Linked DNA regions of Homo sapiens: all the other regions are linked to region 3. A link is an interaction called in ENCODE POLR2A ChIA-PET data of the cell type or tissue named here. Cell type or tissue: GM12878. All regions are shown on one strand.

What was found. ChIA-PET counts read pairs that join two places held together with the same protein. Peaks named below come from ENCODE experiments on the same cell type or tissue, not always from the same donor. Only the 100,000 strongest peaks of a DNase experiment are listed, where the experiment ranks them.
Region 1: POLR2A ChIA-PET joins it to region 3 with 7 read pairs; 1 of 35 experiments calls an interaction of 5 or more read pairs at or near these places.
Region 2: POLR2A ChIA-PET joins it to region 3 with 6 read pairs; 3 of 35 experiments call an interaction of 5 or more read pairs at or near these places.

What each region holds. Positions count from the first base shown.
Region 1 is chr12:1,922,710-1,926,709 of GRCh38, forward strand. No RefSeq gene overlaps it. Among named protein-coding and RNA genes, the nearest start is that of CACNA2D4, 6.1 kb to the left of the region's middle. In GM12878, no CTCF peak of the experiment used is centred here; DNase peaks (open chromatin) are centred at 1,862 and 2,342.
Region 2 is chr12:1,421,490-1,425,489 of GRCh38, forward strand. The region is part of intron 17 of ERC1 (ELKS/RAB6-interacting/CAST family member 1); the gene reads left to right. Among named protein-coding and RNA genes, the nearest start is that of LINC00942, 77 kb to the right of the region's middle. RefSeq lists an enhancer at 1,708-1,757. In GM12878, no CTCF peak of the experiment used is centred here; a DNase peak (open chromatin) is centred at 1,632; H3K27ac peaks cover 1,873 bases.
Region 3 is chr12:1,552,294-1,556,293 of GRCh38, forward strand. No RefSeq gene overlaps it. Among named protein-coding and RNA genes, the nearest start is that of FBXL14, 40 kb to the right of the region's middle. RefSeq lists enhancers at 1,975-2,044, 2,105-2,164, 2,445-2,544. In GM12878, a CTCF peak has its summit at 1,846 (motif pointing right); a DNase peak (open chromatin) is centred at 2,358; H3K4me3 peaks cover 544 bases; H3K27ac peaks cover 1,529 bases.

The DNA of each region.
Region 1 (4,000 bases), 370 kb after region 3:
TATGATGAAAGTGTCCTTGAATGAGAGAGTGGTGGGCAGTGACGCACGGCTTTGTGAATAGCCTGTCAAGCACCGAGCTGCAAACTTTAACATGGAGAATTTTACGGCATGTGAATTACTTCTCCATTAAAAAACCTTTTTTTTTTTTTTGAAAATCACCTTTTTAATGAGTGAAGACTTTCCTGGCTACAAGATCCACCATCTTGGCCCGACCCCTGACGTTCCCTGTCCTTCTTCACAGCATCTTTCTTCTCCTCAGTGGCTATCATGGGACGTGCCATATACAGGCCTCCTCCTCTAGCACGCAGCCTCCATAAGGGGCAGGGCCTGCGGGCTGTTTGTCCCTGCTGTATGCCCAGTCCCTCAGCACAAGGAAATAAAAATGTGATTGGAATGAAGGAGGGATTGAAAGGGGGGTGATTCTGGGTGGAGGTGAGGGCGCTTGGGCCAAGTCCTGCTTGTCTCCGCCTCCGCTCTCTGGGGCCTTTGAACAGGAGCCCCAGGGCCCCAGGGTCAGTTTGGAAACCCCCATGTAGCCAGGCAAAGGCTTTCATTTCCCGTTCATTTTACGAATGTGTCTCCGGCGGCTCATTTCATCTTCAAGTGACACAGGACATCACGAAGGCCTTCTGTGGTATTTGTACGCCACTATTCATTGCAGTGTGATTCACGACAGCAGAAGGTGGGAGCAACCCGGGTGTCCACCACGGATGGACATGGATCATGGATAAATCCAAGTGTCATCAAACAAACAAAACGTGGTATTGCACATGATGAACTATTAAGAGGAAGGAAATCCTGACACACGCTACAACATGGATGAACCTTGAGGACATTATGAGTGAAATAAGCCAGTCACAGAAAGACGAATACTGTATGATTCCATTGATACGTGGTTCTCAGATTCACAGAGACAGAAAGCAGAATGGTGGGTGCCCAGGGCTGGAGGAGGGAGCAGTGGGGAGTTAGTGTTTAGTGGGTGCAGAGCTTTGGTTCTGCAAGGTGAAAAGGGTTCTGGAGATGGAGGGTGGTGGTGGTTTCACAAGCGCATGAATGTATTTAGCACCACTGAGCTAAAACATGCTTACGATGGTACATTTTGAGTTACGTGTATTTTAGCACAATGTTTTAAAAGAAGAGAGAAAAAAGAGGTGTGTGGGGGGTGCTATAGAGCTGCCCGGGGCAAAACCAGGAGTCCAGAACCCTCCCAACTTCCTCATCCCCCAGAGACTGCTTCCCATTCTTCACACATCCATCGCTCCAAAATGCCAGTCTGGCTGGATTGCAGAGCTTTGAAAGGGAGAGTGCATTTCAGACTCCTAATGCCTTTCATCATGGCCCAGGCAATTTTTTTTTCTTTTTTTTGAGACGGAGTCTCACTCTGTCGCCCAGGCTGGAGTGCAGTGGCGCGATCTCGGCTCACTGCAAGCTCTGCCTCCCGGGTTCATGCCATTCTCCTGCCTCAGCCTCCCGAGTAGCTGGGACTACAGGTGCCCGCCACCACGCCTGGCTAATATTTTTTTTTTTTGTATTTTTAGTAGAGACCGGGTTTCACCATGTTAGCCAGGATGGTCTCGATCTCCTGACCTTGTGATCCGCCCACCTCGGCCTCCCAAAGTGCTGGGATTACAGGTGTCAGCCACCGCACCCGGCCAGCCCATCCAATTTTTACTCAACAAGGGAGGAGGAAGTGAGAAATAAGGTCATTAAACAAAATGGTCTTGCTTGAACATGTGCCTCCTGCAACTACCCACACACACATGGGCACACACATGCACACGCACGTCTCCCCACCATCACTAAGAAATGCAGCTTGAATCCAGATGGTAAACAAGCTCATTAGCCTAGCATCAACCTAGATTTGCTGGTGCAGTCTCCTGCCTGCGGGACGTCAGGCCTCCAAATTGTACCTTCTGCCTGGAAAGTCTGAAGCACATCAAAGCCCGGGAGCAGAGGGCAGCGGGCTAATTAGACGCTGCCCAGGCAGGCAGCCGCTGGGAGGCTGTGCGAAGAGGCGGTCTGCCAAAGAGTGGATCCCTGGGGACCTGCCATGTCTATAAATACCCTGAAGGTAACTTGTTAGAGGGTGTGTGTGTGTGTGTGTGTGTGTGTGTGTGTGTGAGAGAGAGAGAGAGAGAGAGAGAGAGAGCGAGAGAGAGAGAGAGAGTATGGGGAGGCAAAGACTGAAGCAGAAGAAACTCAGAGGGCCCAGCGGGGATTTAGGAGCTGGGGGAGGACTTCGTGGTGAAAAGACCTGGTGAGTTTCCACAGCTTCACAGCCCGGGAGGAGTGCAGGGAGGCCTCAGGAGGAAATTCAAGCATCAAAGAACAGGTTTTGAGAGGAAAGACCAGAGGAAGTGCTGAGAGGCACCAGCAATTTCCTCATTTAACCAACAAGTGAGGGCTAGCTGTGAACCCAGAGGATGTGTTCCAGGTTCTGACCCGTGATGGGTTGGCCCCAGGACCCCATGCGTAGGAAAATGGGAAATGGAGGCAGAGTGGCAGTATGACATTGTCCATGCCAGTGGCTCACCAGCATCCTGACAGCAACTTCACCATGGGGACAAGGGCGAGGCATGTGAGGACTCTGGTCTGAATCCCAGGTCTATGTTGACCAGGTGCGCTGAGGTGCAGTGCAGGGGAGGACAGAGGGAGCACTCACCTGGGGAAGAAGGCCTGGAAACCTCCTGGGAGGACGGAGGGAGCACTCACCTGGGGAAAGAGACCTGGAAACCTCCCGGGAAGACAGAGGAAGCACTCACCTGGGGAAGGAGGCCTGGAAACCTCCTGGGAGGATGGAGAGAGCACTAACCTGGGGAAGGAGGCCTGGAAACCTCCTGGGAGGATGGAGGGAGCACCCACCTGGGGAAGGAGACCTGGAAACCACCCAGGAGGATGGAGGGAGCACCCACCTGGGGAAGGAGGCCTGGAAACCTCCCGGGAGGGTGGAGAGTGCACCTACCTGGGGAAGGGGACCTGGCATCAGGTCTCAGCTCTGTAACTCAAAATGTAACTTTGGGCAAAGCACTTCCCGCTCTGGGCCTCAGTTTCCCCATTTGTATGTGGGAGGGGCCTGGGGTGCTGGAGTTCTCCACAGGTGGCTCTGACTTCCCTGAGCTGCTGCAGATGGCCCTATGTCTGAAAAGAGTTTGCATGTGCTCAGCACTGGTTGGTCCAGATCTTCTCATGAGGGGCTGTCCACATGACCTTGGCCAGAGAGAGGGTGCCGGCAGTCCTGAGAGCCAGGGCCACTGTGCTTTATGTAATATAAAGACAAAACGTGTCTGTAATTAGCCTGTTAAATGGGGTGAGCATCTGCCTTGCAGTCTCATTGATATTAGTAATGTGCCTAACCAACACTTTACAGACAATGCGCAAGCTCAGGCTCTGGCATCTGGGGGTCTGGGCTTGAACCCCAGCACTGTCCCTTCCTAACCCTTTTATCCACAGCATCTCGTTTTTCTTATCTATAAAATGGGAATGATACTACCTGTGTCAGGCAGAAATTTACTCAGCTGCAAGTAACAGAAAACCCAGATGACAAATAGGGATTTGTGAAAACACGAAGTTTGGAGTGGGCAGTTCCAGCAGCAGCCGGTCTTGGCTCAGCTGCTCCGTGATGTCTGCAGAGACCTAGGCCCTCCTTCTTTCTGCCTTCCCTCCTCTGCCTGCTGGCTTTCATCCTCATGTGGTTCACCTCACAGTCACAAGTTGGCTGCTGCCATTCAACATCACGTCCAAGTTCACAGTAGGGGACAGGAGAAGGGCAATGCCTCTGACTAATTGGCCAAAAGTTGGCAACATGGTCACCCTCAGCGGCAAGGGAGGCTAGAAAGATGGGAACAGGATTACCGTAACTTGTCTAACAAATCATGATCTGTTGCCTGGGGCTGGGTGTTGTTATCAAGGAAGAACAGAAGGGTACGATGTGGGCAACTAGGTCTGCCTCACTCCTGTGAGTATTGAACAAAATGAGGCAGGTAAAGCTCTCAGCACAGGG
Region 2 (4,000 bases), 130 kb before region 3:
CTAAATCAGTTTCTAGGTGGGGGTCACAAGACCGGTTGAGTCAGTTCCTTGGTATGAGTAACAGGTCCGAGTGGAGTCAGTTGGTTGCCAGAATGCAAAAGTCTGAAAAATATCTTAAAGACCAATCTTAGGTTTTACAACAGTGATGTTATCTATAGGAGTAATTGGGGAAGTTACAAATTTTGTAACCTCCAGCTACATGACTCTTGATGAGTAAGCAATTTTAGAAAAGTAAGCTAGGGAACGGGCTGCGCACAGTGGCTCACGCCTGTAATCCCAACACTTTGGGAGGCTGAGGCAGGTGGATCATGAGGTCAGGAGATCGAGACCATCCTGGCCAACATGGTGAAACCCCATCTCTACTAAAAATACAAAAAAAAAAAAAAATTAGCTGGGTATGGTGGTGCGTGCCTGTAGTCCCAGCTACTTGGGAAGCTGAGGCAGGAGAATTGCTTGAACCAGGGAGGCAGAGGTTGTAGTAAGCCGAGATCATGCCATTGCACTCCAGCCTGGCAAAATAAGCTAGGGAACAATGGCTGGTTATCATTTAACTACACCTACATCTTAGCAGAATTCAGTCTTTTCCCATAATCCTAACCTTGTGGCCTTTCATTTGTCTTACAGAGATGGTTTCAGTCCCCCGTGGGGGTCAGCTTGCAGAGGGACTATTATCATTTTTGCTTCAAAGTTAAACTATAAGCTAAATTCCTCCCATAGTTAGCTTGGCCTATGCCCAGGAATGAGCAGGGGAGTGAGCTTGTGACGTTAGAAGCAAGATGGAGTCAGGTTAGATTTTTCTCACTTTTATAATTCTTGCAAAAGCAATTTTATATTCATTAACCCACCCCTGGCTTTCCCCTTCCCCCTACCCTTCCTGGCCTCTAGTAATCACTATTCTACTCTCTGTTTGTATGAGATCAACCTTTTAAGCTTCCATACATGAATGAGAAAGTATGGTATTTATCTCTCTGTGCCTGACTTTTTCACTTAACATATTGTCCTCCCAGCTCATCTGTGTTGCTAAAATGACAGAATTTCATTCTTTTTTTTTTTAATCACTAAATAGCATTGCATTGTATAGATATTTGCCACATTTATCCATTCGTCTGTTGATGGATACTTAGGTTAGTTCCATATCTTGGCAGTTGTAAATAGTGCTGCACTAAACATGGGAGTACAGTGATCTCTTTGATTACTGATTTCCTTTCCTTTGGATATATACCTAGTGGTATCATAGCTGGATTGTATGATAGTTCTATTTTAGTTTGCTGAAAACCCTCCATGCTGTTTTCTGTAATGGCTGTTCTAATTTACATTGCCACAAACACTGTGTAAGAGTTCCCTTTTCTCCACATCCTCTCCAGCATTTGTTATTTTTTGTTTTTTGGGGTTTTTAAATAATAGCGATTTTGATTGGTGTGTGATGGTATCTCATGGTTTGCATTTGCATGCAAATGATTAGTGATGCTCAGCATTTTTTCATGTACCTATTTCAAACTCAGCGTAATTTTGGTTGGGAGGCCGTTAGGCTAAGGCAGCTCCAATGCCCTGAGTTCCTACATAAACAAACTGAAACCCAACTCTTTGTAAACAGTCATATTCTAGGCCAATCAGAAACCACCAACTAACCCCCTACCTAGGGGCTTTCCAATACTCAAGTTTAACCGATCAGGAACTGCCTGGCCAACCTCTAACCAGGGACTTTCCACTGGAATGATCCAAAAAACATTACTGCCCCACTTTAACCAATAAGAGATTTTCTTTACCTTGCTTCTGCTTTCACCTTACAAAAGTCTTCTACCAGTCTCTTCATCAGAACCCCCCACCACTTATGGCCTAAGGCTGCCTGATTAACGAATTGTTGTCTGCTCAAATAAACTCTTTAAAATTTTAACGTGCCTTTGTTTATCTTTTAACAGCTGTTTAATCTCACTGTGATCACAAACCATACATTGTATTGTCTTAATTATTTTACATTTTTGAGACTGTTGTTTTATGGCCCAAAACATGATCCATCTTAGTGAACATAACTTGTGCTCTTAAAGGAATGGTATTCTTTAATTGTCACATACAGTGTTCTGTAAGTATCAACTGGGTCAGGTGGTTGATAGAGTCTGTCAGATCCTCCCTGTCTTCACTGAATTTTTGTAGAGGGAGAGGTCTGTTAATTGCAGAGAAAGAAGCATTCAAATCTCCAACAAAAATCGGAGATTTTTCTGCTTGTCCTTTGAATTATTTCAGGTTTTACATTGTATTTTGAAGCTCTGGCTGTGTTTGCAGACTCATTTATGATTGTTATATACTCCTGATAAACTGGCCTTCTTACCACTGTGAAACATCCCTTTTGATTTTCAGAAATATCATTTGTCTTGAAATCTACTTTATCTGTCTTAAATCAGCAAGGGGCACTACAAAGTAACAGTAAAGGTAGATGTAAATATTGTTAAACAAGTAATAGGTATTCAATGAATACTTGTTGAATATTGAATTTTAGTATTTTCTGGGTGGCAGATTGCCAGATAATATGGTTTCGTGTGTGTATGTACGTGTGTGTGTGTGTGTATGTTTCTTTTTTAATAATCTATTTTCTAAGTCTCAGTGTGGATGAGATGCTGTGGATAAAATAGTACTCACTTCAGGAAGTTAGTTACCTCCAAGGTTGACTGAGCGTTGGTCCTAGCCTTCTAATAACTAATATTGAAGGAAGAAGCAGCTCATAATGACATAATGAATGAGTAGGCAATCTACCTTAAATCTTTAGAGAAAAAACTAATGATTGAACATACAATGTCAGGTGTTTTCAATAGAGGGGTAATAGAAGAATTAGAGCAGGTCAGGAAGGACAGCTTCATAAATACGACACCTTATGACCTTTGGCTACAGTTTTACTGCTTTCCTGATATTTGCTTGAACCAAAGCTCATTCTCTGTATACCAACACAAGTACAATTCTATTCTGTTCTTTAGCTGTTTAAAACAAAGTGGTTTCTTCATATCACGATTTAAAAAGAGTAGTCTCTTATGTCTCTAAAAGAACCATTGGGAAAAAAGCAAAAAAGAGTAGTTTTTCTTAATTCTAAAGATCCTCAAGGCAGTGGTGTCTTAACCAGGAAGACAGGAGAGACCCAGGCAGCCTTAGGAAGCTCACTGTCATCCTCCCTTTTCCTCTTGTTTCTTCATCCCTAGAAGTAAACAAACTAAAAATGGTTTTGACCTTTGAAAAAGAAATAAACACTGAAGTAATTGCCTGTGATTCTCTCTACCCAGCCGTCTGCTGAAAGTGTGTCTTGAGAAGAGCTTGAGATGATAGATAGATAGATAGATAGATAGATAGATAGATAGATAGATAGATAGATGATAGATAGATAGATAGATCGATAGATAGATAGATAGATAGATAGATAGATAGATAGATAGATAGATAATCTGTCTCTACTCCACAGGTCGATAATAGCTCACTAACGCATAGCCAGGGAGATGTCAGAGTGGCTTGAGACCTCAAGAAGCTTTTTCTTAAATCCTTAAAACCTAAGAACCTTTTTTTTTCTTTTCTTATTGTTCAGTTGCCTGTTAATTTTTTGTGGGGAGTAGGGGTTGGAATAGCATGCTACTGCTTAGAGTAGAACAGGGTTAGAATTCTTTGCTGCCAGGAGTATTATTTCCTTTAAATTTGTGTTTCTGTTGTGTAAACAAAACTATCTGCTTCCTGGAACATAAAGCACATACATAATTTTAGTAGGCACTTATGCTGGATTGTGCTTGGTAGTTGGCAGTGAGAGCACTTTTTAGTGTGATGGCATAGCCACATCTCTTGTGGGGACAGGAATATTTTCCTGTTAGAGTGGATGGTGACCTCTTCTGCATTCTGCTTTCTTCCCCTTCCCCACAGACTTGTAGAAGCTCTTGACAAACAGAGCAGAGAAACAAACTTAAGTACCAGCATTCTCACCAGCCCAAATTCCTGAATCTCTGACTGTCCTAAGACATGCCAGTTGTCTGTA
Region 3 (4,000 bases):
GCAGTGTCAAAGGAAACATGGAGACAGGTTGGCAAGGGCCTAAGATGTGCGAGAGAGGAGGGTGATTCATGGGGCAAGATCCCAGCAGTTGCAAGAGGGGAAGGGATTGAGAGTAAGGTGACAGAGTTAGCCTGGAATTACTCATGCTATGTGGGTAGATGACAGGTAGCCAGCCCCTTGCTCTTCATGTAGGCTGAGGTGCTCATTAGCCCTTCCATTCTCCGTCCTTTTCACCCCCCAGTTGTCTGGTCCCTCTCTCCTTGCATCTGAGTGTGCTTTCCTGCTAGGCCATCCTGGCTTGCACATCGTGCTCTGCCATGGTTCCTCCTCTCCATTCCAGTGTCCCCCAAGGGAACGGTTTCCTCTGCCGTGAAGCAGAGGCCATTCTCCTTACGGCCTCCTGATCCCTGTCTCAGCCTTTCTCGGTGCCCAAAGAATTTCTGTGAAGCTGTCTCATGCTTTCCAAACTTTCTTAACTTAACTAGATCCTTTTCTTCTTCCAATCAGAATCTTTCAACCAGTCTGCCTTCCTCTCAGGCCTTTTCTTTCTCCTGCTTTCTGTGTTCTTCTCCCATTCGTGGCCCTCCGGCCCCCTGTGGACCCTTCGTCATCATCACATCCCTTCGTAAAGTCATGCCCATTTCCAGTTTTGAGGACTTCTCGGAATAAATGTTAGTATATCTAAAACTCAATTATGTTTTGGTTACTCACGTTCCAGCCCAGTGACTTATACTCAAGCCATAAAGCAGTGGATTTTAATGGCTGAAAGGTCAGCTGGAAATCATCTAATCCTGCGCTTCCCAACATCTGTTCTTCCTGAGAGGTTAATAGGCACTTGGAGGAAAAAAAGGTTGTGTGATCAAGTAAGTTTGAGAAATGCTGGTTTCCACCAAATTAAACACATTTTTTTAAAACCACAGAGGTTTAATGTGTTCATATGCCGTGTGACTCCCTCAGGAGCAGGAGGGAGTGTATCCCATGCTTATTTGTGGAACCCTTCGTCAGAGGGCACCATCGATCTGTCCTCTGCCACGTTTAGTGGACGAGCACACTCGCACACCCTGAGCGTCTGATGTCAGTCACTGAGGTTGCTCATCTTAGATAGGCTCTGGGGACTGTTTTGTAGCTCCAGCAGGAGCCATTGTGACAGTGCCAGTTGCTGTGATGTTTGTGAATCTTTAACCATGCGTTTAGCAAAAGTTTTGGCTCTGCTGTGAACTGGTGCCAAGGGAAAACTGCTCTGAACTTTCCCAAATGAAAAATAAGAATTAGACAGGCAATCTGGTGAGACCATAGCCAGTGACACGCCTTTTACTAAGGAACACCGAGCAGCGCACTGTGGCCCCAGGAGGAAGCTGGACTCTCACTCCTGAGCCGGGAGTTCCAAGCCCTTCCGATTCAATTCCATTTCCCACATCTCTCCTGGATGAGCCCGGCATCACGGCCGGTCAGAGCCGCCTGCTGTTTTCCTGAGCATGACGTCCGAAGAGCCACACTTGTGGTCCTCGTGATGCCTTGCTGCTGTTGGCAGTGCCCTTTTGCAGCTACAAGCCTGGGGGACGACCACGTTTACTCAAGATTCACACCTCCCAGCCTCTCCAAGCAGGCTGCTTTCTCCTCAGAGCTCCCAAAGACACCTCTACACAAAAATTCCGATTTAAAACCTAGTGCGTTCCTTTAACTATTTGGTTTTAGTTTGTCCTCCTCAGTGGACCCCCATCTTTGAGGGCAGAAACCCCCTTCCATACACCACTGTGCCCGTGGCCCTGCCCTCATGAAGGGCTCGGCCTGGAGCAGGTGTGGGCAAATTTTGTGCGATGAATGAGTCCTCCCTGGTGAGGCTGACTGGCCAGCAGATGCTGCAGGAGAGCTACCCATGTGGGAGGTTCCTGGAAGCCTTTCAGAGACAAATGGCATTTGAGAAGGACTTGGAGGAAACCCCTGAACTGGCAAGCGAGAGAGGGAAAAACCCTTCCAGGTGAAGGTCGAGTGGAAAGGTAGATAGAGGTGTGGCAGGGAATAAAGGAACAGAGATGGTAGGAGAGATTCCATCCTGGGCAGAGCAGAGAAGCCAGGTGGGGCAGAGGAGCGAAGGAGACCAGCGATCGGGCAGGAGAAAGAGTGGAAGGAAGGTCTTGAAGGAGAAGTGCCAGGAGGTGGACAGGGCCATGCAGCTGCAGGGGCACAGTTCCCATACGACCTCCAGCTGCCCAGTGGTTTTCTGGCAGTCCCTCAGCCAGATGTTTGTATAGTACCCAGGCCAGGTGCTGCCTGGCTCTCAAACATTTGAATAACTGAAACCATCTCAGAGGAGGTTGTATTTTTAGCCAGGGGCTGTGGTAGGCAATAGTTCCAGTCGTCCTGGCTACTAGAGTGGCAGGGAGGCTCTGGTGTCTGAGTAGGCGTTGGATTCTCATTCTGACTTGCCTCTGACAGGCTGAGATGCTGGGAAAGCCCCTCGATCCTTCCAGATCACCTGCCTGAGTGGTGGGGGGGCAGGGGTTGCAGTCTGAGTTTGGTCTCTTTCTGAGGGGGCAATGGTAGAAGTTTCCCTTATGTGGCAATGGGAGGGAAGGGGCCGGTTGGGAGAATCCTTATTTCTCCTTGATGATGGGCATTGGTTCTTAACCCACGGGAACAATTTATCAGCTTCATTGATCCCTAATGGTTCAGGGTAAAACCTGCTACACAAGGTCACAGTCCAAAAAGGACCCATGTCTTTTTTTTTTTTTTTTTTTGAGACGGAGTCTCTCTCTTGTCACCCAGGCTGGAATGCAGTGGTGCGATCTCAGCTCACTGCAACCTCCGCCTCTCTGGTTCAAGCGATTCTCCTGCTTCAGACTCCTGAGTAGCTGGGATTACAGGCACCTACCATCACGCCTGGCTAAGTTTTGTATTTTTACTAGATATGGGGTTTCACCATGCTGGCCAGGCTGGTCTTGAACTTCTGACCTCAGGTGATCCACCTGCCTTGGCCTCCCAAAGTGCTGGGATTACAGGCATGAGCCACCACACCCGGCCTCATATGTCTTTTGACCCCTGGGGTGCTGCTAGCTATCAAACTGGGCAGTCAAATGTGGGATGCATTCCTTTCAATGCTGCCTCGTATCTGCTCATTCACTGAGCAGAAGAAGCTTTATGCTCCAACAGGGACTCACGGACAAAGACCAGTTTTTTCAATTATCAGATAGGTTCACAAACATTATTGTTTTTTAAAAATTTATGGTAAAATGTACTTAACAAAATTTTCCATTTCAACCATTTTTAAGTGTACAGTTCTGTGGCATTGGGCACATTCACACTGCTGTGTAATCATCACCACGTCCATCTCCAAAACTTTTCCATCTTCCCCAACTGAAATTCTGTTCAGAATTAACACTATTGTTTAATTAACATAAAACAATAACTTCCCATCCTTCCTGCCTTCCAGCCCCTGACAACCACTTCTTTCTGTCTGCTTCTACTTTCCTGCGTATGTATGTATGTATTTATTTTTGAGACAGGGTCTTGCTCTGTTACCCAAGTTGGAGTGCAGTGGTGCAACCACAGCTCACTGCAGGCTCAAACTTCTGGGCTTAAGCAGTCCTCCCACCTCAGCCTCCTAAGTAGCTGGGACTACAGGTGTGTGCCACCACACTCTGCTAATTTTTTAGTTTTTATTTTTTGTATAGACAGGGTCTCACCATGTTGACCAGGCTGGTCTCAAACTCCTGGGCTCAAGTGATCCTCCCACCTCAGCCTCCCGAAGTGCTGGATTACAGGCGCGAGCCACCACATCGGGACCTACTTTCTATCTATGAGTTTATCTATTATAAATACCTCTTAGAAGTGGAATTATAAAATATGTCCTTTTGTGTCTGGCTTATTTTGCTTAGCATCTATGTTTCATCCATGGATGAAACTTTTTTTTTTTTGAGACGGAATCTTGCTCTGTCGCCCAGGCTGGAGTCCAGTGGCGCAATCTCGGCTCACTGCAAGCTCTGCTTCCCGGGTTCACGTC